Regions from separate parts of the Mus musculus genome. Here regions 2 and 3 are each linked to region 1. The links are chromatin loops, found by intact Hi-C in ENCODE. Cell type or tissue: heart. All regions are shown on one strand.

What was found. Hi-C counts contacts between places; a loop is a spot of excess contacts. Peaks named below come from ENCODE experiments on the same cell type or tissue, not always from the same donor. Only the 100,000 strongest peaks of a DNase experiment are listed, where the experiment ranks them.
Region 2: a loop joins it to region 1, with 2.9 times the contacts of the local background. A loop is called at or near these places in 6 of 42 quality-filtered maps.
Region 3: a loop joins it to region 1, with 2.3 times the contacts of the local background. A loop is called at or near these places in 11 of 42 quality-filtered maps.

Annotation. Positions count from the first base shown.
Region 1 is chr2:26,543,951-26,551,950 of GRCm38, forward strand. It overlaps Gm36171 (a long non-coding RNA gene), which reads right to left. Exons shown (of 3, transcript XR_374174.1): 3 at 3,467-4,713. Among named protein-coding and RNA genes, the nearest start is that of Gm36171, 7.2 kb to the right of the region's middle. In heart, CTCF peaks have their summits at 545 and 3,715 (motif pointing left); DNase peaks (open chromatin) are centred at 561, 3,731, 6,091 and 7,063; H3K27ac peaks cover 3,004 bases.
Region 2 is chr2:26,470,991-26,478,990 of GRCm38, forward strand. It overlaps Notch1 (notch 1), which reads right to left. Exons shown (of 34, transcript NM_008714.3): 10 at 7,617-7,730; 11 at 7,080-7,313; 12 at 6,890-7,000; 13 at 5,957-6,149; 14 at 5,358-5,503; 15 at 5,084-5,197; 16 at 3,131-3,250; 17 at 2,691-2,843; 18 at 1,794-2,022; 19 at 1,081-1,282; 20 at 162-315; 21 at 1-16. Among named protein-coding and RNA genes, the nearest start is that of Mir6996, 4.9 kb to the left of the region's middle. In heart, a CTCF peak has its summit at 4,002; DNase peaks (open chromatin) are centred at 1,061, 4,221, 4,861, 5,231 and 3 weaker places; H3K4me3 peaks cover 1,053 bases; H3K27ac peaks cover 4,302 bases.
Region 3 is chr2:26,486,591-26,494,590 of GRCm38, forward strand. The region is part of intron 2 of Notch1 (notch 1); the gene reads right to left. Among named protein-coding and RNA genes, the nearest start is that of Notch1, 13 kb to the right of the region's middle. In heart, CTCF peaks have their summits at 1,313 and 4,636; DNase peaks (open chromatin) are centred at 1,021, 4,351, 6,521, 6,761 and 4 weaker places; H3K4me3 peaks cover 1,905 bases; H3K27ac peaks cover 5,919 bases; H3K27me3 peaks cover 553 bases.

The DNA of each region.
Region 1 (8,000 bases):
GATGACAGATACACAGATGTGACTCAGCTCTCAGATGCATCAATCACAATAAGGAAAGATGGTCCAACAGCTGCTGGTCTAGAGGAACCTTGAAGGAACTCAAGAGAGCTGTGGAAGCCACATAGCAGGCCACAGTTTATGCCACTGTCTCAGAGACAAGTCCACGGGAGGGGACCCATCAAGCAATACCTCTTGAGGTGCTATGAATAGATGGATCTGTGGGGGTATGCTGGCCTGTAAATTTGCCAGGTGAATTATTTCACAATAAAGTTAAAAAAAACTAAAATGCTTGCCCTGGGTCCACAACCTGGATGGCAGGTTTATGTGGGTCTGGGGGAGGACTGTCCCTTCTCTCGTGGCTTTTTCCAGTACTACAGCAAGGGTGAAGAGGGAGGGTTTCAGCTGGCTGCACTGTGTTCAGCAGGCCAGGCCCCAACTTTGACCTTGCTAGGCCTCCTCCCCTCCCACAATCTTCCCAGAAGGAAACAGAAGAGCAAGAGGCATTTGGACGCTGGCCCAGGAAGCCTGGTGGAGACTGCCCTGCATCCCACCCCTGCTAACAAGTGGCCTGTGTCCAGCATCAAGGCAGAGACCCTCTGAGTGGTGAGATCCAGGAGTGCCACCCTCACACTGCCCAGACTGTAGGAAGGCTGTGCCCACGGTGAGCTCCATACATAGGGCCTGTCACATACCCTGAGTATGAGGGCCTTGAAGAGACTCAGGAAGGAGACTCACTCAGTCCCCTCTCTGGGTGACATTCGGGCCTCTGACCCCTGTCCAAGAATGAAGGAATGCTGAGCCAGAGAGGTCTAGGACAGCTAGGCCACCCATTGCTTGGTGGCCCAGAGAAATGTCCTTTTTCTGGGCTCCTTTCCTTTCCCACTCAGTACTGGCCTTGGCCACAGTCACACTTCTTCCTGTAGCTGACCCCATACTGAGCCTTGGGTCATCAGGATATGGGGGCAGGAGTTCCCAGAAACTGGCATCTTAGTCACCAGTAGCCAAGGTAGCTACCTACTGTTCAGCCCCACTGGCTGACTGTGTGTCCTAAGGATCACAGAGTGCGCTGCTGTTCATGCAGCCCCCTGAACTGACTGTGTGTCCCCCAGGACTGACTGTGCACCCTTAGGACTGCCCAATGAGGACTGACAACATGATCTTAGCAGTGACTACATGTCTTCCAGGACTGACCACATAACCTCAGACATCATGTGCCTTTGAAACATCAGTATTGATCATTTACCTCACCCCCAGGACTGACTGAATGCACCCCAAACTAACCACATGATCCTAAAACTAATCATACTCCCATTACTGCTCAAACAGCCTATGTGACCCTGGGACTAACTTCCCACACCCAGGAATGAGCATGGACCTCCAATACTGAACACATGCTCTGGAACTGGCCTCTCGCCTTCCGTACTCAGCTTCAAGTGGTGCCAGTCAGTAGCCATGACCCAAGGACTTCCACCTCTGTTTTCATTGTTCCTGTTGAGGTGTAGGACACTTAGATCCCCAAAAAAGAGTGTCTCAGGATCAGCTGAGGAGTCTCCCTGAGAGATTGTTGGACAGTGTAGGTATAGTTCCATGGGATTTGTGATGTTGGGCCTCCTACAGGGACTTTCTTTCTACTCTCAAACTTACTGTGTCTCAGAAGCCAAGAGAAGGCTAGGAAAGGCAATTTCTGAATCCCTACAAGCCCAGTAGACTCCCAACAACTACAACTAGGGATGTGATTGTCAAAGAGACCACAGGGAAGGATGAAGCTACACAAGTTGAGTCTGACCCATGAGCCCAGACCTGGGCATTAGGGGGACATTAACCCATCCATGCCCATGTCCCTGGGGTGAGGACAAGGGACCCAGGTCAGATCTATTACTTTGCTTGGGCTATGGTAACAGAGTCACAGACTGGCAGCTTAAACAATGTGAACTTATGGTCTCAAGGTTCCTTATAGCCAGATGTCTGAGGTGGAGGCTGTGATTTAGATTGCTCAAGACCCTGGGCTCCATTTCTCATGCCACATATAGTGAAAGCAGTCTGAGATCAGAGGGTCACTGTTGTAGAAAATTTTAATCCCAATTTGGGGTTTCTATCCAGCCATTATTAGCATTAAAATACAAGCAGCATCAGGCCAACCTACAGGTCACAGGAATGATCCTTCCAAAGATATCCTTCTAAGCTTGCAAATGCCATCTATTCCCTGGTTTCTTGTATGACCATCCTTCCGGGTGTGTCCTGGTCTCTTCCTATAAGGAAGACACCAGCCATTTTGGCTAGGAATTTCTCTCATGCCCCCCAAAAGCCACATATTGAAGCCCTGGGGGTTGGGGCTTCAACACGAGAATTTTGAGAGAACACCACCCCTAAAACCACTGGGGATGAGGCTAATTCTGGAGGGTTTCCTCCTGAGCAGGGAGTGCTCCCTCGCAGGATCAGCCTCCTCCCAGGGTCTCAGGTCTCTCAGCTGGTGTACACAATCCAAGTCAGGAGAGAACTGGCCCTCGGTCCCTGATGGATCTCTCAGTCTTCATTGGCTAAGAAGACCCATGCTCCCCAGATGCCTCTTTTTCTCTGCGGTCAAGGTCCCAGCTGACCCCAAACACTCATTTGGTCCCACCATAAAGCCTTTAGCCGCTCCCCTCCTGGGGAGGCCACTCCCCTTGGCTAGCCATCCTGCATACCTCACTGTGTTTGAGGTGGTATTGTTTCACTTTCCTTCTGGGATCAAAGGTGTGAACAGAGTATGGGAAGCAGCGCTGTGAAGTCAGTTACTGATCAGTTTGGGGCTTGGGGTAAACTGCCTAACCTCCCTGAGCTACGAAGGCCTCATTAGGTGAATGGAACCTTCACCTCATAGGGCTGCTTTGAGGCATCACTGTGCATCTAGGAGGTTCTCAGGAGCTGTCCCTCTGGGATATCAGAGCGCACAGACCCAGAAGATCCCAGAGCAAGCACCTTGCTGGCCAAAGAGAAGGTCTGATGGCAGCTACACCCTGTCCTCATAGTAAGGACATTTCTCTCCAGCTGCCCCATGGGACTCCGTCTCCTCTTCTGACTTTGAGAGACCATCTAGATTGACTTTTAAAGCATTTTCTGGCTCCTAAGAACCTCTCTTGAAGCCTGTCCCTGGCTCATCCCCCAGGAACTCACCATGATGGGCTTCGATGTATTTCAAGAAGGGGCTCAGCTCTGAACTAGAAGAGCCCTCTGGCTGGCAGGAGTCTGGGGTACACACAGGGTGAAGGCTTCCCACAAGCTTAGCTCAGGGATAGATTCTACCTGGCCCCCCAGGGACTCATCCACAAATCCCTACTCATAGTTGCTTTGGGGATGTACTTTGAGCTATGCCCTAATCACCATGGCAGGGCCAGACTGCTGCTGAGGTGCACAGCCGGCCACCAGAGGCCTGAGTGAGAGTGCCACCCTTGCCGTCTAGGCGCTACAGTAGCTCTTATTCGCATGCTTCCATATGCCCCACCTCTGTGCTCTCAGAAGGGGAACATGGTTTGCGGAATGCAGGGGGGCTTTGCTGCCTCTGTCCATAGGAAAACCTTTCTCACATCTTTCTGAAGCCTCTGGGAGCCACACATTCCAGAGCCATCTCCCAGAGCTTCCTCCCCCATCCTCTCAGCATCACTGTGAGGCACTTCCCTCCCTCTAAAGGCTTCCCACAGTGCCGTGCAGCTGTCCACACAGCCTGCAGAGCCACCTGGAGGCACTTTCTACTGATCTCACCCTTCCAACCTGCCTTCCCAGGCCCTGGGCTGTGGGATCTGGCTAGGGGCTGGACAGGACTTCCTGCATGGCCAGAATGCTGTCTTGTCTGGAGAACCCATCAACTCCCTGTGTCTGGGTTTTAAGAGGGGGGCAGAGAGGGTAACTGAGAGCCCCTCAGGACTACAAAGGACATAGGGGAACCACGTGCCAGTGGGTTTGTGAGGAAGGACCAGGGGTTTGGGCTTCCTTAGGTTCTAGTGTGAGGAACCCAGCCAGGTGTGGAGCCGGTGCCCGCCCAGGCTGTACTTGAGACACACATTAGTGGATGGGGTGGCAACAGCCCAGCATTTTGGGAGATCCTGCCGTAGGCCTGCTGCATGGATGTTCTGTGTCTTTGTTGCGAGGCCCATGTAGGGTCAGCTCAGGCCTGGTGTGCTGTAGGTTATGGGGCAGACTATGACAGAAGGCCTGGTGAAGGCAGCTATGTCTCAGTGTTCAGGGGGGATGAGCAAGAAGGGAGTACTAGAGGAGGCTCAGACCACCCTGAGGGAACTTCTTACTCTCTGGGCTTGAGTCTAATTTGTGAGTTGCCTGGCAGCTGCGTGGGGGGCAGGTGTCTCAATTTTGGCACAATTGGGAGGAGGCTGCAGGACAGAGCTGTTCTCAGATTCCTCCTAGGGACTCAGAGGCTGAGCCAGGGCACCTTCTGACAGGTGCAAGGAGTCAGGCCATAGCTGTGTACAGAACCTGCGTTTCGGGGGCAATTAACTCCCCAACAGCCGAAACCTGGAGGAAGATGAACCAGCCTCTGCCCAGGCCTGCTCAGGCCCAGCCCAGCATCACCTAGGCAGCCCCACCCGCTTGCTGGAGCTCACAGGTGACTAGAAAGGGGGTGGCTTACAGGACTGGGTGACGCAGGGGGTTCATGAGGAAGAGGGTTGAGGCTGAGTGGAGATTCACTTTCTTGTGGAAAAGACAATCAAGCAACAAGTCCTGAAATAAAAAAACGGAGAAAAGCTGGCAGGCTCCCGCCTGCAAGCAGGGCAGTTAGGTTCTGTGAGACATGTCTAGAAGGCCTGAGAGTCAGGCCGCCAGGCAACAGGGATGTCCTGTCTTTATGTCTTCCCTCTGCATTTGCCAGCTTCCCCACATCAACAGCACCTACTGCTTGTAAGCCTTTGGCTAAGCCAGTCCTGCATGCTGCAGGCAGTACCTGTCGACAGACTTGGCTTGGGTGACAAGTGTAGGTGTGCAGGCTGGCCCACACAGTGCCTTTGCCTCCTGCACATCCTCTGAAGTATACAGGTGGCCCTGAGGCCAACTCCCTGAAGAGAACACTCAGCAGAATGGGGCCTTGTTGACAGGGTTATGGTTGACCCCTGCTCAACAGAACCTGTCCCAATGGGTACCCAACCATGGACCAGTCTCTCACTTCATCTCCTGTTTCTTCATCCTGGGAAGAAATTACCTAACAGAACAGAACAAAACAAAATAAAGTAAAACCCACAACACACACACACATACACACACACACACACACACAGAGAGAGAGAGAGAGAGAGAGAGAGAGAGAGAGAGAGAAACAAACCAGGCTAGTACTCTGTTACGTGGCCAGCATGAGGGAGACCCCACTGGAGTCCCTTTGGCATTGGGATCAGGTTCTGAGTTATGTTCCAACCTCCATGGCAGGGCCAGGCTGCTTGCTACTGGGGTAGGCAGCTGGACACATAGGCCCTGGACACAGGGGCCATAGCATTAGGCAAGAACAAAGATTCTGGGCTCTGCCAGACTGTCCTAGCTCTTCTCAGCTCCGCTGTCTTAGGACAGACAGATCTGACTGTGTGGTAAAAGAGAAGCTTTCAATGGCAGGACAGAAACAGCTGTCTAGGTAGAGAGCAGACACTTAGGTAAAGGAAGTGTTAATCAGACGAGACAATCAATAAACACTTAGGGAGTGCCAAATGTATACAGCATGTAAGAAGTTAGGGAGGCAGACAGGTGCCTGTCACCTGAGGAGACAAGCACCTCTGTGGGGAGGGTTGCCATCCAGAAGGCCTTCCCAAAGGCAGAGGACTATTTCCGGGGTTTTCCGAGGCTAGGCAACCCTCTGTGTGATGGGAAGCAGAGTTGGCCCTATCTGCCCTGGTGGTTTCTAATGTGGACGGATGAACCTGTAGGCAAGAGGGGCTGAACCCATCTCACAAAGCCTGAAGCTTCAATGATTTACTAAGCACATGAGCTCCCTGGTAGGGCAGGATCACAGCCACTGGGCCTATGTTCGCCCTTGGCTAAGGCCTCAGCAGAGCAAAGAGGAAGCCGGCGTGAGTTCTGGTGCAAGAGGAATGTTTGTGTAGACGACCCATGAGCTTGTGCAATGAATGGGCCCGGAAAGCTGGCTGCCCGCGGCTGCACGCAAGGGGCAGCTGCAGGTCATCAGGAGGAACCCGATGGATGGCCAGTGTGTCTCCACCAAGCCACAGTCAGGGTTTCTATCCTGCAGGCTGAACTGGGCAGGGGATTCTATCCCACAGGCTTGCCACTCTCAACTCTACACCTACCCTTGTTGTGGCTTCTGTGCCACCTGTGTGAGCCTGCGGAACAAGACCACACTCCTCACTACATATGTAGACTCTGTCTTCCCTGCCAAACAAGGCTGAGTCCTTGGTGTCTCTCAGAACAAAGCTGGAGGCTTGGCCCTTGGGTCAGAGCCAAACTCTGCTCTGAATGATGGTCTGTCTAAATCCTACTCTCAGAAGCCCCTGTGGGAACTGAAGCAGGGTGAGCACTGGAGCACCCTGGGTAGAGCAGGCAGGAAAGGTGTCAGGCAAGCCCCTGAGCTAGGCTGTGAAGGAAGAGCCGTAGTAGCCTAGCAAGCCTGGAGCAAGAGCAATCACTGAGCTCAGCATCTTCCCAGACTAGCAAGATAAGTCGTGAGGAGTTACCCCTGCCCTGTGCCTATGGGGGGGAGGGGGATGTCTGGATTGTGTTGACCATGGAGTAACAGCAATAATAAACAGAAGATGTTTTGTGGGACCCCTGCCCATCCTTCACAGAGGTTCCACAAGGCAGGTAGGTGCCCAAGTGCCAATTGCCTCCAGGAGTAACAGTGTCCTGAGGGACAACCATGAAAGTTCAGGGGAGGGAAGGGGAAGGGGCAGTTGATTATTATGGTGTCCCTGATTAAACACAGAACAGAGCCATGGCTCCACCCTGGCCACCACTATCAGAGCCTATGTGCATGACCTCAGCAAGCCAGGCTGGCATGGGGAGGAGCGTGAGTTCCCCCTGTCCTCCGGGCAGCATTATCTGGGGCTGCCTTGCCCTGCCAGAGATAATTGTTTATAGCTGGAGCAGATGCTGGGAACTTGTCACAGGGCCAAGGAGGGAGATCTCACAGACATGGTCAGGGTCTGTGGCTCCAGGCCAGGGAATGTCAGAGGTCTATAGGGACTGATTCAGCCATAGTGGCTCTTTGAGGGAAATCGAGGCCAGGAAAAGGGAGGTGACATACCCTGGTCTTGCGGGTATATTTGTGTGGATTACACTGGGTCCTCCTCCTCTCATCCTGTGGCCACACCACTGCAGGCCCTGATAGTTGCTCTCTGTAAAGGGGGAAATGGGATGGAGGGACAGCCAGCCAGTTTCTAAGAGCTTGCCTGCAGTGTTCCTGGCCATACTCCTCCACCAGGGTCCTGGCTCTGAAATCTCTTCACAGGTCAGACATGATTCACGACTGGAGACCAGGAGAGAGACACTTGCTTACCCCAACATTACCAAAGGGACACTGGCGAAGGCTTCCCAGGAGCAGACGAGGATTTGTCTCCCTATGTGGGGGGTGTCAGAGAAACTGGGGCTCTCTGGGATTCCACAGAGCCCCTCTTCCCACACCAGAGCCTTTCAGTCACCCCCACCTGCCTCGGTCCCACCCAGTGCCCGCAGCCAGCCTTCTTGCTTCTCTTGCAACATCATAAGAAGGCTGTGGCGGAAACCCTCGTCACTTTCAGGCCCCAACCTGCTGCCTGCCTCGGGCTCCCAGGCTCCTCTCCCACGGGGGAGGGGGTATCAGCCCAGAGACCCTGTGGAGACATGTCCCTGGGTTGCAGATCCCTGAGAGAGTGGTGGGCACTGCATGCCTCAGCTGCCTGGGAAAGAATGTTCTGTGCCCAGACCCCAAATAACCAGGGCCCTCAGAATAACCACGGGGTCCTGCTGCCTCGGTCCTCTGCCCGAAGACCCCATCAGATACCTGGACATGGTACTTCTCAGCCTGTGTGTGAGCA
Region 2 (8,000 bases), 73 kb before region 1:
AGAGTGACGTCAATGCCTGTGGGGACAAGACGGGAAGGAGCTGAGGCCTGGGCTGAGCTCTCGGGACTACTGCCCATTGTCACCTGACCTGGCAGGCACCGGGGCACTCCTGGCCTAAGCTGAGCCTGAGCAAGGACAGGTGGGCCCGGCCGGTTGGTTACCTCGCTTCTGTGCAGCCACCTCACAGGACACACTGAGCACGTCGCAGTTGACGCCAGTCCAGCCGCTGCGGCACTCACAGTGGTACTGCGTGTTGGTCTGCCAGCACCTGCCACCATTCTTGCAGGGAGCCGAGTCGCACCAGCGCACAAGGTTCTGAGGAGACAGGCGCTGGTTAGCTTCTCCCTGACCAACTCTGACTGCTAGGGCACCCTCCTGCCCTGGTCCTGGCTGGCTCTGAGAAGCACAGCAGTTCTCAGCCTTCCTAATGCTGCAGTCTTTTAATATAGTTCCTCGTGTTGTGGTGACCTCCAACCATAAAATTATTTCATTGCTTCTTCATAACTGTAATTTTGCTACTGTCATGTAGCAAAAATATGCAGGATATCTGATATATGACCCCTATTGGGGTCATGACCCACAGGCTGAGCGCCACTGGAATAAGGCATTTTATGCTCTGACTTCCCCACCCCCACCCCCACCATCTCAGAAAGAATATCACCTAAGAAATCCCAGGCACAGGACTCACAAACACTGCCCGCCCTCCGAACAACATAGGCCTGGGCTCCACGTCTTCCTTGCTCTCTTTCAAGGCTCTCCACAACCCACTGGCTACCTCCCCTTGGACATCCTCCACCAGAAGTGAGCACTGCCCCAGGCTGCTTCAGACAGATGGCCACATAATGCACTCCACAGAAGAGCCTGGCTGGCACCCATGCCCACCTGTCTCCCTCAGAAGCACCCAACTTGGCATTTTCCCAGAGGATGTGGGTTCATTCTGGCTCATCAACCAATGATGACACCAGGGAGCCTCTCTGCTTCTGTGTCCCTGGCCCTCTGAAGGTAGTGTGGCCCAGGGCTGGGCAATGGGCACTGGAGAGCCCTAGGCCTTCTGGGTCATACCCTGTAACCTCAGCTCACCTGGCAGTTGAGACCAGTGTAGCCCTGTGGGCAGGTACACTTATAAGTACCATAGCTGTCTTGGCAGGTACCACCGTGCAGACAGGGCCGTGAATCACACTCATTGACATCATACTGACAGTAGCTGCCCGTGAAGCCAGGTGGACACAGACAGGTGAAGGAGTTGATACCATCCACACAGGTACCACCATTGAAGCAGGAGCTAGAGGCAGATGAGAAGCAGGGAAGAGTGAGGAGTTCCCTAAGGTCCTTGCCAGGAGAGACAACTCCATGCCTACCTGGCCACAATACCCAAATCACGAGCAGAGATTTTATAGCATATAGACACGTGGTGGTTGAGAAAAACAAAATCAAGGGCAAAATAGGAACACTATAGGAAGCGCATCACAAACCAGGCTTGAGATTGATTTAACTCTAAGCTTCCTGGCAACCAGGGCAAAAGGGGAACTAAGACAGATTACAAAGCTCTTGTTTGATAGGAGGCTAGTTCCCCAATTCCTCTGCACAAACTTCCTTGTTCTAAGTCACTGGAGGTCACAAAGGCCCCTTTAGGAGGGATACTGCAACATAATGAACAACGCTGGATTCAGTTCAATTAGTGCTGTATGCCCACTGGGTCTGGGCAAGACACCAGCTTGAGATGCCATGCTGTCAAGACTTTGTGTCTTCCACAGTCCATTTCTTTCCCTGTCTCAGCTGAGGCTGGGACCCACCTCTCAGTACAGTCAGGTGTGTTGTTCTCGCAGTGGATGCCATTGAAGCCCACGGGGCAGGTACATGTGTAGCTGTCCACACAGTCAGTGCAATTGGCACCATTTTGGCAGGGATTGCTGGCACATTCATTGATGTCCTCCTCACAGAAGGCACCCTGGAAGCCGGGCAGGCAGTCGCAGAAGGCTGTGTTGATGCCATCGGTGCAGGAACCCCCATTGTGACACGGGTCTGGAGGGACAGAAAGATGAGCCTTAGGTGGCCACTGGCCATGCTTCGGGGACCTGATGCTGAGAAGGTGGTATGGGGTGGCAAGTGCTCACAGCAAGCCTTGATGACAGTAGTCAACAGGGGCCCATCCCAGCACTGAGCCTGGAATCTGCTCCGCATACACTTTTTCCCTCAGGCCCAAGGCAGTCATAGGGAAGCCCATTCCCCTACACACACACTGATGGTGCCAGGCAGAACCTCCCTCAATCTCTCTCTGCCTTTAGCTTTGACTCAGGATGCAGGGCATCTCTAAAGCCCTACACAACTCAATGGGTCCTGACAAGGGCCGAGTGTCAAGGTTGAATACAACTAGGCCCCATGCCATCATTTTGAAGTGCCTGGTGCCTCTGCTCCATATCACTCAATTGGGCTGGGAAATCTAGCAGCAAAGCCCGTGAGAAGCACACACTGATGCTCAACAGCCTCCTCCTGGCCTGTCTAGCCTCTGGCCTGTCTCTTTTTAAGGCACAGGCAAGTGGACTAAGCTGAGGGCACAGCTATCCACAGTCCTTCATGACTGCCGGGCACCAGGGCTATTTTCCACCTCAGACTCTCAGCAGCTCCCTGTCATGTGTGCTTAGGAACAGAGGCACCGAAACATAGGATGGACAGAGCTGGGTACCACTTACTGGGGCGGCAGTCATCGATGTCACTCTCACAGTTGCGACCTGTATAGCCGGCCTGGCAGAGGCAGCGGTAGCTGCCATTGGTGTTCTGGCAGGAGGCCCCATGGCGACATGGGCTTTTCACACACTCATTGATGTCAACCTCGCAGGTTTGACCTGTGAAGACAAAAACTCATTTGGTTACCTGCCCCCACCCTCTGAGCCTCTGTCCTAGCTGGTCTGTTTATCTCCAGTGCTTCTCCCCTGACCTCTGGGCAACAGAAGGATATGGAGTTGGAATGGGAAGGACCATCTCCTGCTCCCAGAGCTTCCCAGAGCTTCCCAGAGCAGGTAGCTCAGCATTGATGGGCTCCTTTCTCGAGACTGCCCCACAGGCTGGCCAGGGCCCCTGACTTCCCATCCACCATCCTTGTCCCAGCCTGGTGGGACCAGGCAAGCCTCACCTTGCCAGCCTGTGGGACAGACACAGGAAAAACTCTCATAGTCTTCAGACTCCTTGCATACCCCGCTGTTTTTGCAGGGGCTGGTAGCACATGGGGCCAACACCACCTCACACGTGGCTCCTAGAAAGAAAGATTTGTAGAAGATAGAACCCAGTGAGCCTGGCCCATAGGGTCTTCCATAAAGGGGGGCGGGGGGTAGGTATAGGAGATGCTGTATGATTGGCCAGCCAGACTCTGATCCCGGGAGGAATGACGATTACTGACAGGAGGTTAGAGATAAAGCAGAATCAAGTTTCTCTCTTAAGTCACTTTTTTTTTTTTTTTTTAACGAGCATAGTATATTGCATGCAGGTGTGTAAGAGTGTATGCAGAAGGAGAGACGGATATCAGGTGTCCTCTACCAACCCCGCATCTTATTCCTTTGAGACAGAGTCTCACTGAATCAGACGCTTTGCCATCTTAGCTAGGCTGGCCAGCCAGAGAGCTCTCAAGATGTCTCTGCTCCCAAATGTTGGGGTTATGGGCATTTAGAGGTACCCTGTTTTCATGAAACAGGCTTCATGTTTCCACAAGCACTCTTTCTCCATGAGCCATCTATGTAGTCCCGGAAGCCATCTCTCATCTCCCAAATGCTCCACGATGAAGCCTGGGCCTTGCCCAACCAGAAAACCTCAAAACAAGACCCTACTATAACAGGTGGTTGAGCCTGGAGGAACCTGGCCTGCTCCCCATTCCAGGAAAATCCTTGAGCTGATTCTGAAGCTTTAGGTCACAGCAGGCTCACTCCTGAGACAGAGCTACTGTGGCTACCCCAAGCATATCCTACTTGGGGAACATGGGGTGCAGCCTCACACTAGGGCAGTGAAATCTGATAACCGCTTGGGGGAGCCACGAGTAACCCAGGTGACTCTCCTTGCAATCCCAGTTAGCTTTCCTGTTTATGGCCATGGTTGGCTCCAGGAGCTAAGCAAGGAAACCTTATCTTCCTTGTCTCCCACCATGTCCCCAGCCCACTGGTGAGACTCTCCAGGGCCTCTCTCTCTATCGGTTTCCACGGTGACCTGGGCAGACAGGAACTTTGACAGAGTTTCCGACAATTGTGCAAAGGGAAGCAGGAAGCTGGTCAGCGCGGCTTGACTCCTCCCGCTAGCCCCGATAGCAGCAAGACCAAAAGGAACATGGGGTGTGCCTGGCTGCTGACAGTTTCCTCACTGACCAACACAGGAGACAAAATCCAGGCCCTTTAACTTTGTCAAAGAAAACAGCATCCTGCCAGGCATCATAGGAACACTGGAAGGGCCTCCACCTTCACAGACCCACTTGCTATGTCCAGAACCTAGCAGCAGCAGCATGAAGCCACCAGTACTCTGTGGCAGTATTTGGAGCTGCAGGGTTGGGGGCCATGTGGTCACGGCTTTCATGTTCAATGCACATCTCTCCTGCAGGGGGTCTATTTCTCGCCATTCCTCAGGCAGTGCCCATGGCAGGAGCTGCCTCTGTTCATCTAACAGAGGGCTCCTTGTCTCCTCACACAAAGAAGCTGCCATCAAAGGAATCCCAGGCCCAGCCAGCAGAGGAGGGCAGCCAGGGCCCCCAGAGGCACAGGCAAAGTGGACCCTGATCCATGCAGTACCTACCAGTCAGCCTCCCAGACTTTCTCTGGAGGAGTCCAGTGCTCACCTCACTCCAGACATACCAGATAAACACCCGGACACACGGCCTGGAGCTTCCTCCTAGGCATCCTCTGTGTTTGCCCATCTGGTGACTATCCCCAGGCCCAGGAGGCCTGGGCTGTAGCCTGGGCTCAGAGCCTTCCTGCTTAACTACAGTTCCAGTCTGAGGACCTAAGACCCTCAGCGAGGAACAGAACCTTCTTCAGTGCCTGGTAAGCCCATATACTCTTAGCTCCACTAGCTACCACCAGAGCCAATTCCAGTCCCTGGCTGTTCGTACCTGTATATGGCAGAGGACAGTTGCACTTGTATCCAGCGACATCATCAATGCAGGTCCCCTGGTTCAGGCAGGGGTTGGAGGCACATTCGTTGATGTTGGTCTGGCAATTAGGGCCTGTAAGGAAGTTGAGCAAGAGGAGGTGGGCCAGAGCCTCTGCCCTATGCCTTTCCTCAAGAGAACTAGGATCTCTGCCTGAGAAATGCTAGCTCATCAGGTGGACCGAGAAAGAGACCAAAGGGAGGACCCATTCTGCTGTGTCACCCGCCACACTTACCACTGAAGCCTTCTCGGCAGGTGCATACGTAGCCACTGGTCATGTCCTTGCAGGTGCCACCGTTGACACAAGGGTTGGACTCACACTCGTTGTTGTTGATGTCACAGTTTGTTCCACTCCACCCAGGGGCACAGTCACACTTGTACCTACGGAGAGGCCTGAGCTGTAGCCTGGGCTCAGAGCTCTCCTGCTAAACTACAGTTCCAGTCTGAGGACAAGGCCACATCATCCACTGGGCTGGAGGTACCCACCTGGCCCAAGACCGTGCAAGGGTTCCAGACTGGAACAATGCCACCTTGACAATGCTGACCCTCTGTATAAAACTTTAATAGTTTTAACGGAGACCTTAGTAATCTCCTCGTCCCCCACACACTGACAAAGGGCTGCTGTCACCACAGTATCAGACAACTGTTTCAGCAGCCACAGTGTGCTTAGAGTCTATATCCTGAGCTGATGCTAGCCAATGAGGATACAGCCCAGGGATGCTGGGAAGACACTAGGGGCTGACCTCAGATCACTGGTCTCACAGGAGCACCCATTCACCCAGCCTGTGTCTGCCCAAGGCTACAGCTAGTCCCTCCCAGGTCAGTCTGCCATACCCATTGAGGCCATCCCGGCAAGCTCCGTGGATGCAGGGGTTACTGTTGCACTCGTTGACCTCGGACAGGCACGTGGGGTCATGGTAGCCCTCGGGGCAGCGGCAAGTGAAGCCCGCGATGCCATCCTCACAAGTGCCCCCGTTGTGGCAGGGGCTGCCCGCACATTCGTCAATGTTGACGTTACACATGCTTCCTGTGGGTGGGAAGGGGCTCAGATTCCAAGCCTGCCACCCAGAGCCTACCCCTCCTAGAGCTAGACCTAGCTGGGTCTAAGTTTCCCCTTGTGCTAATCTATGAAACTTTGAGCGATAGTAAAGTGCCTTATGTAGCGATGAGTTACATGACCGTAGTGCCAGTAGCTTCTGAGCCTCATGTGATCCAGTCTGGCCACAAACTCACATGTAGCTGAGAATGACCTAAACTTCTGATCCTCTCGCTTCCAATGTCAGAGTGCTAGGGTTACAACGTATGCATGCCACTGCATCTGGTTAACATGGCAGGAGGACTGAACCCAGGGTTTACACATGCTAGGTCAACACCTTACCAACTGAGTCACTCTGCAGCCCAGCTTTACCTCAGCCTGAGACCACCCATCCTCTTCTATCCTCTGGTGGACAATGTCCTCGGTGCTCAGAGAAACTAAGGATTTTATCAGATCTAAACACATATCCAAAAGCCTGGCCTCGGAGCTCTGGCCACCCCACTTCAGGCTACTGGGGCTTTAAGTCTGGCATGGCCAGGGCTGACACTGACAGGGGAAAGGAGGCATATGGAGGCCACCCAGTCTTTATGATAGATACCTCTACTGGTTGGCAGATCAAGATCTGGGTAGTTGACACCCAGCTTGTGACATCCAGCCCTTGGACCCTGGCTAGCCCCACAGTCCCTCCCAGACTCTAGGGATGACCCTGACCTCTGCCTTCAGCCACTCACCTGTGTAGCCTGGTTCACAGGCACATTCGTAGCCATCAATCTTGTCCAGACAGGTGCCAGAGTCACAGGGGTTGCTGGCGCAGTCATCCAGGTTGATCTCACAGTTGGGCCCTAGGGGCAGCATGACATGTGGTCAGCTTCCAAGCCTGGCCTCACCCTTTTCCACCCACTGCCAGCTCCGGCCAGTCACCTGTGGTTCCCTTGAGGCATAAGCAGAGGTAGGAGTTGTCACGGTCCTGGCAGGTGCCCCCATGGCGGCACGGTTGGCTGTGGCACTCATTGATGTTGGTCTCACAGTGATGGCCTGTGTAGCCTGGCTGGCACAGGCAGGTAAAGGTGGCCACACCATCCTTACAGGAACCATAGTGGCAGGGGTCAGGGTCACACTCGTCAATGTCCACTTCGCAGTGGGTCCCTGTGTAACCTAGATGGCAGGAAAGGTGGACATTAGTGAGCTTCAGGGCCAGTTACTCCCTCAACACTTAGTTGGCCACACCTTGGCAAACCACCGAGCAGGCCCAGGATCACTGCCTGGTCATCGATGGATGTGGGGTATCACATACCCAGGGATGTTCTCATCACTCCTGCCTGGAGTCCAAGCGGAGTTAAGTTTCTGACTCTCAGATTATATGGCCCCAAACTAAGGCCTCCCCAGTTTCCTGTCCCCTTCTCAGCACTATCTAGCCTCAAGAGTTCCCTCCCCCAGATCTTGCACTGCCTCTTGTACCTTCTGTACACACGCAGGTATAGGTGTTGGGCCCATCCAGGCACTTGGCACCGTTCTTGCATGGTGTGCTGGCACACTCATCCACATCATACTGGCACAGGTGCCCGTTGAAGCCTGTGGCCAGGGAAGACGAGATGGTTATATCTGACAGTATCCTAACCCCTTGGTTGCTACCCACAAACCTTAGAGTTGAATGTCTGCTCACATGGGCTCCCTAGAGGGTACTTTGATAACAGGGGCCACTAACCTCCAGGCTTCAACCAGCCCTTATATCCTGCCCCTTGCACCCTGCCCCTCTAATCAGCTCCTTGTTTAGCACTGCTCAGTGGCTGCCTCCTTGGCCCAACAGAGGGGCCTTTTTCCTAAATAGACTCTGGTTGCTAT
Region 3 (8,000 bases), 57 kb before region 1:
CAGAGCCTGCTCACTGGCATGCAGACTGCCCCTTGACACACACACACACATACACACACACACACCCCGCCATGCACCCCAAGCTTTGGCTGTAACTTGCCTCAATCCCTACCTCCAGCCAACCAGTTAGTCCCCACTTGCTTCTAAACAACTATTTATAATCAACCCCACCCCCCACCCCGTGTGAGAGTGGCCCCAGGAGAGGCCTCCCCACTAAGAGCTGCTGGAGGCAGCATGGGGTCTGGGGTCAGGTATCTCAGTAGAAGTACTGGGAGACATCTGTCCTCTCTGAAGCCTTTCATCTGTGTCTACCGCTTGGGTATGGAAGACACAAAATGGCCACTCTGGTGACCATCTGTTGCCAGAAGCCAAAAGTCTCAAACCAACTGGCTTAAAGAAAACAAATCACACCCCCACTCCCCAGGGAGTTAACGCAAGCCTTTGCAATGGTTCCTGTCCAGCATGGGAAGTGTGTTTGGTGTGGGGGGTGGGGTGGGGATGGGGGACATCTGGCTCCTCCTGCATGGGGGGGTAGCCTTGGAAGGCACCTCCCCACCAGTGTGGCCAGCCACTGAGATCCACACCTGCTTCTCTGGGGGCACCTAGGCTCTGGTAGAATCTACCTTGGGGAGGCTGGGAGGCAGTCTTTGCCTTTCTACTCATGGATCCAGTTACTAGCCTGCTGGAGAGGCTGCTGGGAGCCTGGGATCTGCCCGCTGAGGCTGGCCCCTAGAAGCAGCCCTCCTCTCTGGATCAATGCCTCTTTGTCAAGCAGGGTTGGCCTCAGCCCACTTGGAGAAAAGGTTTTTTTTTTTCTTTCCCAGCCATTGGTGAAGTCACGGGGGAGGGAGTGTTAAGGGACAGAGGGAGCTTCATCTTCAAAGCCAATGGAGCTGCTGCGTCCACCCATTCCTGCGGGCTAAGGGGGTGGGGGAGCTCTAGGCCAGTGAGACTGAGGCTCCAAGAGGCGGGAAGATTTCCCTGGGAGGGAAAAATGGGGCAAGCCTGATGCTAGGTCTCCAGTCCTTAAGCAACCCCCGCTAGGTCTCTGAGGATAAAGACACTGAATGTAACCAAAGGCTCCAAGCTTGCTCACATTCCTCTTCCCTCCGGCCATGGGCTGTGTTCCCTACAGCACCCTGAATAAGAAGCACAGCGAGAGACTGGGGAACCCGCCTGGATGGGATGCACACTTGCCAACACTGCTGTGTTCCGCTGGACCAGCAAGGGGGAAAATATGGCCAATAAATCAGGCGCCGGCAGCGTGGACAAAGGGCAGCAGGGAGCAGGTGCATCTGTGGAGGGGACAGCTGCCCCTGCTGGGCGCGGCCAGACGCCAACACCAGCGGGTGGGGCAGGAGCTGGGAAGCTGGTGGCCAGGGACGCTCCTCCGTGGGGGAATGTGGTGGCTGAGAAGGCCCATTGTCCACCCCACTGCCACCCTGGGCTTGGGGACACCATAGCGCAGGCATGTTGCTTAGTTGGGTCCACCACCATGGCTGAGGCCACCATCCACCACCAGCATTCCATAGCTGGAGGACCAGCAGGGCCACTTGGATGGGATCATCCCTCAGATGCCTGGAGCCAAGTGGCAGGGTCTAGGTCTAGGACAGGGGGCTGGCAGACAGACAACAGCTCAAAAGCCCTTCTCCTCTGACTACCGCCTACCTGTCTGACCTCTGTAACACCTGGCCATGTGCTCTCCACACAGCATTCAAATGTCCCTAAGAAGGGACATTTAGGCCACAGCTGGGCTACAGCCATGGCCACAATCCCCCAGTGTCAGTGGATGTGAGCAACATAGAGGCATGGAAGCCCTACATGGGAAGCCCCACTCACTGGGCAGTCCCCGAACACCAACCAGAGCCTCCCCGAGTGACCCAGGATGTCCTCTGCTTCCCGAGTCACCTCTTGTCTAGGTAGGGAAAAACCTTCCCAGAATGGGAAGGTGGGACTTGCTTAGGATGAGAGCCCGAGCCATCAACGAGATGAGAACCACCTGCAATGCTCTCCTCGGGCGTCCTCCACAGTGGGAACCCGGCCACGGCAGGTGTGCCCTCCCCTTACTTCCTTCTTAGGGCTCCTTAGGCCACCTGCTTCTCCACTTTGCCTCTTCTGTACCACATACTCCATTGCCTGGGGTGTGACCTGTCCCACTGTGGCTGGCTGCAGGTAAGTATCAGGCAGGCTGGGGCCCCAGGAAGGGGTGGCTTCTGCAGACTCAGAGGAGTACAAATGGCCCCTGTGCCTGACATCCCACAACTGCTGCCTGGGCTTTGTTGGCGGCTTCAGCATTTCCACTGTGCTGACTCCCACCTCCCTGGCAGCGCCACTCCATGGAAATGTGACTCCCCAAAGCATCCAGAGGCAGATGTTGCTGTGGCCTCTCACCCGGGACTAATTCTAAAGTGCTGTTTTCCTTTCTAAACTACATGGCCATCTGCCACCTCCAGGGGACAGATGACAGCTCCTTCCACCCCAAAATGAGGAGGGGGCAGAGGGACTGTAGTGGGAGTTCTTTAGCTCCTGCCCTTGGTGGGTTTATGGCCAAGTAGGGCTGGGGAAAGGAGTAGGTTTACTAAACTTGAGATAGCTGGGGTGAGGAGGGGGTAGGGTGGGTTGTCAACACTGGAGCCCCTTCATTGGCTTCCCAGAACCCAGGGGCCAGAAGACCTTGTGAGAGAAAGCACTTTCAGAAGGGACACGTCTTGTAGGACCCTCCCAGCTCCACTGCTTTAACTGCTACATGGTGAGATGGAACTCTCAGTTTGGCACCTCAGTTTTGCAAGAAAGATCTCTCTCTCTCTCTCTCTGTGAGTGTGCCTGTCTGTCTGCCTGCCTGTCTGTCTCGAGGGGGGATGTTGAAGAGAGGCCCTTGCAGCAGGCACCAGCAGATGCAAGGTGCTGAGGGACTCTCACTCTGAGCATGGCTAGGTTTGAGTCACAAAAGTACAGTCCCTCCCTCAAGAAATGGACTCATTGCACAGGTTAAAGCCCCCATCTGAGGACTGGAGGCACCACAGGCCCCTATCTGAGCATCAAGGCTCTTGCTTATTCTTCTCTGGGACCAGGGGCCTGCACTGAGGCATCTGAGCTCCTAGGGCCCAGAGGCAGAGGGTGGCTCAGTGCATGACTGCATACCTCAGGTCCCCAGCACCACTGAGAGTGATGGTGGTGGAGGGAGCCCCTTGCCTTCTTTAGTCTGCTCTACCTGTGTCTGCAGCCACCCAAGTATAGCTGAAGCCCTTGTTCTGCAAGCTCCCACTCAACAAGTGGTGACCATTCTCTTGTACCCAAGGGATGGTTCCATGCAGATCCCTACCCCAGCCTGATTTTGTTCTTTTCAGTAAAAATACAGTAAAGCTTGCTGCCTGCCACCCAACCTTCACACAATGGGTCCAAAACCAGGGCTACCTCTCACTCAAAGCCCACCTTGTAGGATTTTCACAGGGTCAACAAACCCAGCCCCATCCAGGGCAAAGGCTTGGGGAGGGGGGCAGGAGAGAGGTTCTGGGACCTTGGCCCTGGAACCTGAGCAGAGACTAGCCCAAGCCCCCTAAATTCTGGTGCCTCGATGAAGGAAGGTGCTTACAGCAGGCTGAGTGACTCCCTGGTATCCTCCCTGGTTCAGAACAGTTGATTCAAGCCCAAGAGACAGGGGACCCCTACAGACTACAGTTCCATCCCTGCTCTTCCCCACACAACTCAAGGCAAAGAGCATCAAGTGCCTCGCTCTCCTACTAAACCTGCCTGGATCCAAACACTTGCCTGAAGGTCATTTAGAACATTGGGTGAGAATAGCCCTCTTCAACCCAGTTTCCTGCCTCACTGTGGATAGATGTGCACAAGCACGTGGGTATCTGCCAGCATCGTTCCTAGAGGGCACAGCAACACTGCTGCTTACAGCCAGCATCAGTGCCTCACCTGCGCCAGCAGGGAAGGCAGGCAGGAATAACCGAACTGTATTCTCCTCCCAGCCTTAGGGACCCTGGCTCCCACAGCGGCAGGAAGCTGAGAAGACAGCCAGCACTGTGGAAAGTAGACACCCCTGGACCAAACATCAACTGCTGGTCAGACTGGGAAAGCAGTGGTCAGAGGAGGAACATGGGTCACACTAGGGCAGGTGTAGCATGTGGACAGGTGGCTGCAGGGCTGGCCAGGATTGAAGCCAGTGTCCAGCTTTCCAGCTCAAAGAACCACTCCCAGCACACTCAGCTCTTTTGTCTTCAAATCTTTCCCCACAGTTGCATCCTTGGGTGGTTTAAAATACGCTGAAAAAGGAAGCTCAGGAAAAGCGCAGGCTTCCTGGCCTGGCTCAGGGAAGCCCTTTGTGTGGGAGACAGTTGAAGTTGGAACCTGCCCTCTAGGGAAGCCACCTTTTCCCACTATAGGGAAAACAATACTCCCCTCCAGGCTGCTGCCGGTGAAGGCCCCTCTGAGGGGGGCAAAAAGGCTCCTGGGGGTGGGGGTGGCATTAAACAATTTCCTGAAGTTGGTCTGTGGGAAGTGGTGACCCACGGGAGCAGGGGTGGGAGACTCCACCCAGTGTGCCCCTTCCACCATTGGTGAAAGCACCATCCAGCAAACTAGGGTCACCAGGAAGCAGGGGTCACTGCTAGGGTGTGAAAAACACCTGCTTAAGCTCCTGCCTCCACTAGGGACAGTTTCCTGCTTGATCATCCCAAAACACAGACAGTCCCAAGCTGCAAACAAGGCTGGGAATGTGTCTTCCCACATTCCACTCCACAATGCCTGCCAGCCACTCTGAGTGGTCCCTGGGACTCATGCGGACAAACCTCTGTGTGTGCAGCAGTACCAAGGAAGGCTAGAAATAGCCACAGTGGACAACGGCAGGCCACTCTGGAACTTAGCCCTGGCCCTGAAGCTGCTCCCACTAAGCAGAGGGAAAAGCTTTGTCCAGAGAGAGATGAAGCCAGAGGCCCCAAACTGAGATCTACAACAAAGCACCTGTCCATCGCTGCTTCCCCCAAATAAATGTGAAGATGGTGAGAGGGAGCTATCCAGAGACGACTCTGTCCCCCCTGCTCCCCCCCACCCCACCCCCCCACCCCCGCCCATCAAAGTTCAAAAGAGAAGACATGCTCCTACCTGGCTAAACTGGGCCCTTGGATGCCAGAAGCTTCACCTCACTAGACTCTTACTACAGTCCTGGAGGTGGGCTAGGCCCATTTTACAGATGGGAAGACAGAGGCTTAGCAGGCTCTGCATATACATTCCAGATTCTGTAGTGCTTAATTCCTGACACCCACAGTGGAACAGCCTTGGTTCAGAGAACAGTCACAGGCAAGACAGAGTAGCAGAGGCTCCCTGGGAATGTGAGAAGTTTCCTGTATCCCAAACTGCCTCATCTCTTTGGTTATCTGATCTCGGGGTTGGGGGGGGAGGGGACGCGGGAGGGCAAAGGCACACACAATAGGGGAGTTTGGCTGAAACAAAACTCCTAGGAAGGGGGCAGGGTTCTTAGTGAGGGACCCAGAATTGGGAAGCCCCTGCCACTGACTGCAAGGGAAACCTCAAAACTCTCAGCTTCACCAAACCCCTCAAGACCCTCCTAGCGGCTGGTCACCTGCCACCACCCCAGTGGCTATCGTTTCCAGTTGGTGGCACTGAAGATGTGCTGATGAAGCCTATGTCCAGCTACCCACTGGGGCAGAGCCACACTGGCTGCTGGGCAGACAAAGTGACACAGATCTTGGCTGCATTCTTCCAGGGCCCCCTAGGAAACCCGCTTTCAGTGAATTCTTTGAATGACTTGCTGAAGTGCAGACTGCAGCTTTGGTGGGGGACCCCAGAGGTCACCCCACTCCTCAAAACTCAGCAGCCCCCACTTCAACCAAATGTCTTCCAACAAGGAAGAAGTCCCCTGCTTGGGAGGTCCCCATACTGCAGCAGATAGGAAGGCCCCATCCCAATAATGGTCACAAATTGTCTCACAGTGTACTGGCCATCCATGAGAATCTTCTGTTCTGCCTTAGGACACAGGAAAAATGAGAAGGAGAGCCAGTTGAATGTACCCTGCTCTAGAAGGGGTCCAGGGAAGAGGAGGTACTCTGGGGAGGGAGCTGTATAGGACCCAGGGTGTCCCAGGCCAGTGGGTCTAGGACAAGCTCAAAGCTTGCAGGTCCTGGCCCCTCTGCCCCGTGGACACTGATGTCCCACGCTTGGCCTCTTTTCAAGTATCACTTCACTGGCATCCTGGTGCCCTCTCCAGTCCTTAGCTGAGACTGAGCACAATGAAAAGGACACGCCCCATCAGGTCTGAGCTGCCCAAGTCAGTCGGGCACCTTCTGCAGCCTCATGGTAACACACATGGCTCTCAAAGTGAGACCCCCCCCCCCAAAGACAAATGAAGCCCATATACCAGCAGTAAGGCCAGCCAGCACCTTTAGCTACAGTGGCCCCATGGGATCCTCCATTCACCCCAAGGATATGGGTCCTGTCGTAGGAAGAGGAAGTGTGAGACTAGTTGCAGCCCCAGCTCTGGAGGAAGGAAGTATCCTTTATCTGAGCTTTGACTAGGCACAGCCTACTGGAACAGGGGGTTAGAGGGGAAACAAGCCTGGCTCAGAGGCCAGGCATGAGTATACTGTGAGGAAGGGGGATCCTGCCTTCACTGTGGCTTCTTAGAAACCTGGGGCTACCCACCTGCCCCCACACCTGTTCCAGTCCATCTCACCAGACCAGTAGGCCAGACTCTGAGCCATGAAGTTAGGATGCAGTCACGGCCTGACCTGTCACAACACTGTTCCACAAATCAGTGCCCCACCTGGTTTCCACTATCGGGCCCTGAGACAGAGCTGAGGTCATCCTCGTCTGACCCTCAGAGGAGGAAGGAAGGAAGGAAAGCCCCACCTCGAAGGATCAACCTCTAGAAGCCATGAGCAAGCAGAGCCGAGAAGAACCAGAGGGCCAGGCACAAAGGCAGCATCTGCCCCTACGCCAGCCACCAGGCACATACACTGGAAGCCCCATTCCCCCCAACCCCCCAACCTCTCATTTCCAGTAACTGTGCTGTTTCCGCTCACTCAGAACTGAAACAGAGAGGAAATGGTGGGAGGCGGAGCTGCTGCCACTCAGACCTGAGCAATCTTTCCAGCCTTTACCACCCACATTCCTCCCCATGCAGAGCAATAGCCCTGGGAGCCTGGAGAGAGCAAGTCAGATCCCAGTGTGAGCTGCTTCCTCCCCGGGTCTCTCTGGGATCTGGTCTACAGTAGGGGATGCTGTGCACCAAGAACTCCATCTGCAAATCTACTTTTAAAGTAAGGACACTGGCACACTGGCTCCGCTGGTAAAATGACTGCTGAGCAAGCTAGAGGACCTAGAGTCAGTCCTCAGCACCCACGTGAGCCAGGAATGGCAGCACACACATTTGTCATCGTAGTGCCGGAGGTGGACATAGGAGGACCCTTGGAACTCGCTAGCCAGCCACTCTAGCTGAAGCAGTGAGTGCCAGGTTCTGTGAGCCACCCTGTTATAAAATATAAGATGGGGTGCAAAAGAAGACACCCAGTGTTGACCTTTGGCCTCCACACACACCCCAGTATACAAGTATACAGACATGAACACACCTACACAAACACACACAAAATATTGACTCAATAGGCAAAGTAGCTGCTGTGTAAGTACAAGGACCTGAGTTCAAACCTCTGGAAGGAACCCAGGTAAAACTCTGACATGTTGGCATGTAGCCCAGCCTTCCAGAAGAGAAGACAGGAGAAGGATCTCTGAAGCCCAATGGCTGGCTGGCTAGCTGAATTGGCAGCTTGAGGGTCAGTGAGAGACTCTACCACAAAAGATGAAGGTGGAGCATGTGGAGGAAAGCCACTGTCAACCTTGCTTCCTCCCCTTCCCACGCACCTTCCATGCATGTACACACACACACACACACACACACACACACACACACACACACACACACTTCTAGGCCGTGGGAAAACCTGCTTCAGGGAGCAGGCTGCCGCCCAGCTTTCTTCCTG